Regions from separate parts of the Homo sapiens genome. Here region 1 is linked to region 2. Evidence: chromatin contacts called from ENCODE Hi-C or POLR2A ChIA-PET data. All regions are on one chromosome and are shown on one strand. Each heading gives the region's core, a stretch centred on a gene start or an enhancer-like site at or near the end of the contact. The rest is flanking DNA. Distances are from core to core; before and after follow the strand shown.

The links. Hi-C counts contacts between places; a loop is a spot of excess contacts on that map. ChIA-PET counts read pairs that join two places held with the same protein, here RNA polymerase II (POLR2A). Pooled maps may share reads with other maps.
Region 1: a loop to region 2 is called in a map of endothelial cell of umbilical vein, with 10 times the contacts of the local background. The contact joins two enhancer-like sites. A Hi-C loop is called at or near these places in 2 of 168 maps with a recorded cell type or tissue (PC-9 and endothelial cell of umbilical vein) and 3 of 50 pooled maps. POLR2A ChIA-PET finds 5 or more read pairs at or near these places in 2 of 52 experiments (PC-9 and endothelial cell of umbilical vein).

The regions. Positions count from the first base shown.
Region 1 is chr7:41,187,576-41,190,433 of GRCh38, forward strand. No RefSeq gene overlaps it. Among named protein-coding and RNA genes, the nearest start is that of LINC01449, 87 kb to the left of the region's middle. Within about 2 kb of position 1,361, at least 6 of the 41 ENCODE cell types and tissues checked have a DNase peak (open chromatin) inside an H3K27ac peak, as active enhancers do; they include PC-9 and endothelial cell of umbilical vein, where a contact is called at or near this core.
Region 2 is chr7:41,571,848-41,574,752 of GRCh38, forward strand. No RefSeq gene overlaps it. Among named protein-coding and RNA genes, the nearest start is that of INHBA-AS1, 120 kb to the right of the region's middle. Within about 2 kb of position 1,329, at least 4 of the 41 ENCODE cell types and tissues checked have a DNase peak (open chromatin) inside an H3K27ac peak, as active enhancers do; they include PC-9 and endothelial cell of umbilical vein, where a contact is called at or near this core.

The sequences.
Region 1 (2,858 bases), core at 111-2,610, 380 kb before region 2:
GTCACTTGAAGATGTTGGCTCCCCTTCGCCTCTGGGCCTTTCCACATGCTATTACCCCTACCTGGAACACACTATTGTGACAGCTACAGATTGGCACTTGGGTCACAGACCTCAATACAGATGTGTTTTAGGTTATTTTAGCTGTAACGCCAAGAAATACCAAGAAACACACGTTTAGGCTTAACCCAAATAAATATGAATACTTTCTTTTTCTTTCTTTCTTTTTTTTTTTTTAATGAGACAGAGTCTCGCTCTGTCGCCCAGGCTGGAGTGCAGTGGTCTGATCTCAGTTCACTGCAAGCTCCGCCTCCCGGGTTGACGCCATTCTCCTGCCTCAGCCTCCTGAGTAGCTGGGACTACAGGCGCCCGCCACCACGCCCGGCTATTTTTTTGTATTTTTAGTAGAGACGGGGTTTCGCTGTGTTAGCCAGGGTGGTCTCGATCTCCTGACCTCGTGATCCGCCCACCTCGGCCTCCCAAAGTGCTGGGATTACAGGCTTGAGCCACCGAGCCAGCCAATATGCTTATTTTCTTGACAGCTTCCTCACCCCTTAAGGAGGCATTCACTGGAGTCAGAAGGCGTGGCCGAAAGAAGAAACTCTGCGCTTCCCTTCCTGCCCCCATCAGGCGTAGCTGTCATTCCTATTGGTCCCCACCAAGGTGTGCCCAGCTGGCTTACATGTCTCATTCAGCCTCATTCATTAATCATACGCATCCAAAATTCAAACCAACACTTACAGTATTACACCAAACACTTGTTTTTTTAGTTCCATAAATTTGTGCTATTGCAGCCAATCATCCCACAACCATATAAAAGGAGTCTTAGCACGTGGTTAATAAGAGTTAAGGAAGCCAGGTTCCAGAAGGAATTTCTCAGGATTCCCTCTGATTCAGCATTCTTCATTCCTCCATTCTTGACCTGGCTATGCCTTACACACCCCTGGGCTCTTAGTTTTAAAGCTCTTTTCTGCTCCCCACTGTGGTCGTGTTAGGTTCCCCTACCAAGAGTTGCAAAATCCCTTGTTTCCCAGTAATGTTCTCTGCTAATACTCTGTTTCTTGACTGTGCTCTGAGCTTCCGAAAGGCAAAGAGTGTATTTGTCAAGGTCCCCATTGTATCTACAGAGCCTGGCATGTGGTGACTGCACAATAAATATTGCTGAACAAATAAATAAAATAAATCGTGGCAAGAATAGAGATTGCATTAAAAGTTTATCTCCCCTTTTCCCCTTTATCCCCAGGAGACCCCATCCTCCAGAATTCAAAGAAGAAAGTTGAACCCTTCTCACATTAAGCCTATCTGAAAAGCTGCTTTTAGAAACTCCAGTGCACACTCACACACCATTATATGTTATTTCAGGCTGGTGTAATAATAAAACTGTCAATCCTATGAATAAGAACTGTTTCTTTACTTGGATTCTTGCTCATGTTCGTGTATATTTATGTATTACTAGAAAAGCAGCATTCTTAAGATTCTTAGATTGTTTTGATAAGATATGACTCTACTTTTCCCAGCCTTTCTTATTATAAGAATCTTTAACAAGCTCTTTAAACAGTTCACACATGCTACCTTACATTTTTATGTGATGTAACGTATAGTGAAAATTTTTTAAAAAGATTTTCTTAATATAATGTTTAAATAATAAAATTATTTCTTGTCTAATGATATTTGTGCAAGTAGACTAGTTTTTTTATGCATAGAAGACACACCATTTCTTTAGTTTCGTTGAGGAATAATTATCAATCATTATTATTTATAAGACAAGGCTGTTCTTTTTTAAAAAAAATCTTTAATTTAAAATACCTCTGTATTTAAGAGTGTTAACTACAAGAGCCTTTTCTATTGTCGTTCTTAGAAAAAAAAAGGTTCTGATGTTTGCTAGTCTAATAATTTATTTAATGCCTAAATTCATGTGACCTGAAAAAAAAAGTTTAAAACATTAAGTGAAGATGTGTGGTTCTATGGAGGGCAAAAGTCTTGTGTATAAGACCACAGGTAGCAGCCAGCTCCCTCAGTGGCCATCTCTATCAGCCTTGAGACCACCTCTCCTTACTGATCTTAGCTAGAAAACAGGCAAAAGGTAGCAGCTTCTAGTGACCATTCCAGGCTGCTTACAAACAGGGTGATTCTGGGGGAAAGCAGAACTGGGTGCTTTCCATCTCCATTGAAAAATGAAAAAAACAGAAAAAAATGGACAAAATGAAGAAAGAATATAGAGAATTTCAAACAACTGGCTTAGTCTTGGGCCTTCTTTCCCTGCCCACCCCACACCACCATCTTTTGCATGCCCTTCTCACCCTGCCCTGTTGTCAACCTTGAGCTGTCTTGGAAGCAAAGTCCAAGGGGACAATGGAGCATGCAGGCAAGTTCCATATCACCCCATTTGCCTAGAGCATTTGGTTGCCCCATGAACACAGAATTCCAGTGGACCCACAATGTGTGGGAGTTCAGTGAGGCTCATGGCGAGTACAAGGGAAATGTGTCATGTTTATGACTAAGTGGTCATGCTTCCTGTTCAAACAAGAAAGAAGGCAACAGCATTCTAAGAAACACAAACAACCAAGGGATCTTAAAGTATCCTTTCTCACTCCTGTCACTTCCTTGTAATAACCAACCAATTACATGGAAAACGATGACATTGAAGGAAAGGGAAAAATAGGGAAACCTACAGATCTTTTTTCTTTCTGTTTTTAGAAAGCACATCAACAAGCCAAATGTAGAAAGCATCGGTAAAATGTGCAAATATAAAGAAATAAAAAAGAGTTGAGTTAGTGTTGTGTGGCGTTCACACTGTTCTGGTGAGAATGAAATACATATGCGCATACAAGGTACAGAACGTGAATTTATGAATTGTGTAA
Region 2 (2,905 bases), core at 79-2,578:
ACAGGGCTCACTGGTGTGTGCAGCTATGGTCTGAATGCTTGTGTTCCCTAAAACTTCGTATGTCGAAATCATAACCTCCGTCAATGATATTAGGAGGCAGGACCTTTGGGAGGTGAGTGAGATTGGTTCCATTCACTAATGGGCCTCTTTTTAAGGGCACTCATTCCATTCTTTCTCCACCCACATGAATTGGATTAGTGCCCTTAGAAAAGAGACCTGCTGGGAGCTCATTTGCCCCTTTGTGCCATGGGAAGAAACAACTAGAAAATGCAGTCTGTGAACCAGAAAACAGGCCCTCACCAGACACTAGATCTACTAGCACCTTGATCTTAAACTTCCTGGCTTCCAAAACTGTGAGAAACAATTTTTTGTTTGTTTATAGCTACCTAGTTTACGGTGTTTGGTTATAGCAGCCCAAATGGGCAAAAATATAGCAGTTGAAGCCGATCTAGTGAATGAGGTCATTCACAAAAGCATTTATGATGCTTGAAGAAGGTAAAACTAAAATTATTATTATTTTTTTAAGACAGAGTCTCATTCTGTCACCCAGGCTGGAGTGCAGTGGCTCCATATCGGCTCACTGCAACCTCCGCCCCCTGGGTTCAAGCGATTCTCTTCCCTCAGCCTCCCAAGTAGCTGGGATTACAGGTGCCCACAACCCCACCTGGCTAATTTTTGTATTTTTAGTAAGGATGGGGTTTCACCACATTGGCCAGGCTGGTCTTGAACTCCTGACCTCAGGTGATCAGCCCACCTTGGCCTCCCAAAGTGCTGGGATTACAGGTGTGAGCCACTGCACCTTGCCTAAAATGAAATTTAAGTTAATTCAAAAATCTGGGCCACTAGGTATACAAGCATTAATTAGACTATTGAAACATATTAAAGTTAAATGACCTAAACCACTGTTTAAGTACCATTGTTTAGGGGATTACTGATACTTGGTAAGTTATTAAAAAAATTGATACTAACAAAATCTAATCTTAATAGTTTCATTAAAGATAATTGAATTATCTTCTTTTTATAAGTCATATTCTTAATGTCTGTCAAATTTCCAAATTGTTAATGTCAGAAACAGTAAAATCTAGCAAAATGGACATAGATACATAGATACATAGATATAGACATAGATACAGAGTTAGCTCAAATAGAGTTGTACATGTAGACATAGATATAATTCAGTATTTGTCTCCATGAAGGGGTGCCTCTTCTAATGTCTTACTTTCTACCTTTCAATCTCTGCATTTTTCATCCTAGGAGGATCTGTTTATCACCATCAGGTAACTTCCAGTTCATATTTGCCTCAGTATTTCCAACTTTGTTTATCCAAGGAGAGTGACTCATGCTTTTGACAAGATATTTTCATTGCAAGTGTGTGTAGGCACTTAGCACTGTAGCAATGTCATTCTGACATGGCATGCCGAGAGTGACCTGTAGCAGAATTCCCAAGTGGATCTGAGAATGGAAACTAGAAGTTATTTTCAGCACCATCCTTTGGTTAGACCTGCACAAAATCGGAGGTAATTCAGATATCCTCAGTAAGTTGCCCAGCAATTTCCATTAACTGTGCCATTTTGGATGATTTTATTGCTATGACCCTGAAATGAAAATGGACCAGATTTCATTTTACTCCTCTTCTTTCTTTGCCCTATAGAGCAATGTGAGTTCATGCAATTATATCCCCAAGCACACAGCCTAGGCAGATGTATATATGAGCCGTCACATAAAATCCCTACACATTTACACAGTGTATTTGGATAACATACACACATAATAAAGCTTTCCATAGATACTTTTTCATTCTATGTTCTCACTTCTAAGTGAGCTGAAAATCAACGCAAGAGATCACTAGAATGTTTCACCCAGATGACATTATTGTCATATGTGCCATACCATAATTCATACATTAATATGTAAAAATGACATTTTTTAATAAAATGTGTCACTTTAATTTAGAGCTGAAGGAGAAGACATAGGAAAATATTTTCCAATTCATTAGGCCACAGGCCCAAAGAAATAAATCCTTCTGATGAATCCTGTCATCACATTGTAATTCCAACACTTCAATATTCTGAAATTAACCAGACCCATGCCACCCCCACCTCACTATTTCAGCCTAAAATGCTTCCAGAAAGTTCCCCAAGCACTAGCTGTGAAATTACATTGTGTACTAATGGGAGACCTAGGCAGGAGGTTAAAGAGGGTTTTTTGCAGTGTGTAACTGATTTCAGATAAGCAGTGAGCTCATGTATCAGGAAAATGACTTGTTTCCTTTTCACATTTTACACAGTGTAGCAGCCAAGGTAATTTTATGAGCAAGGATTTTGCTGTTGCTGTTACGAATATGATTGTGCATAAGCCAAAATTTGCTGCTGGAGCCCCAAAGCCTTTGAGGATGGCAATTATTTATTGTCTTTGGAGGGATTCTTCTTCCTCATGGTCCCATCTAGACCAGGTTTTCAAGAAAGCTCTTGATCTAGTCGCCATTGCAAGAAAAAATGAATTGGTTAGTTGGGGCTGCCATCACTATTCTATTTTGATTCCTCAGGACTTCCTCAGATTACACCCATCTCTGGCCAGCAAAATGCCATGAGAGACTTGGGATTTTTCTTATAGGCATATCTTAGAACTTTCCTGCTAACTAGAAAGACAGTCAGCTCCTTGAAACCAAAGCACCCCCAATCCTACTCTGAGTCAGAGAATGTTTCCTATTGACTTTAAATATGTTCCTCTAAACATCTTATGAGCATGAGTCTTGGGGAGGAATTTAGTTCCATTTATAAAGCTTTGATTTCTAGAGAAACTCAAAGTCAGCACAAACATACTTCCATTTCCTAAGCAGTCTCTCAGTATATGCCTCTTGAATACATTCAACAGCATTTATTGAGCACCTACTATATGTTAGTGT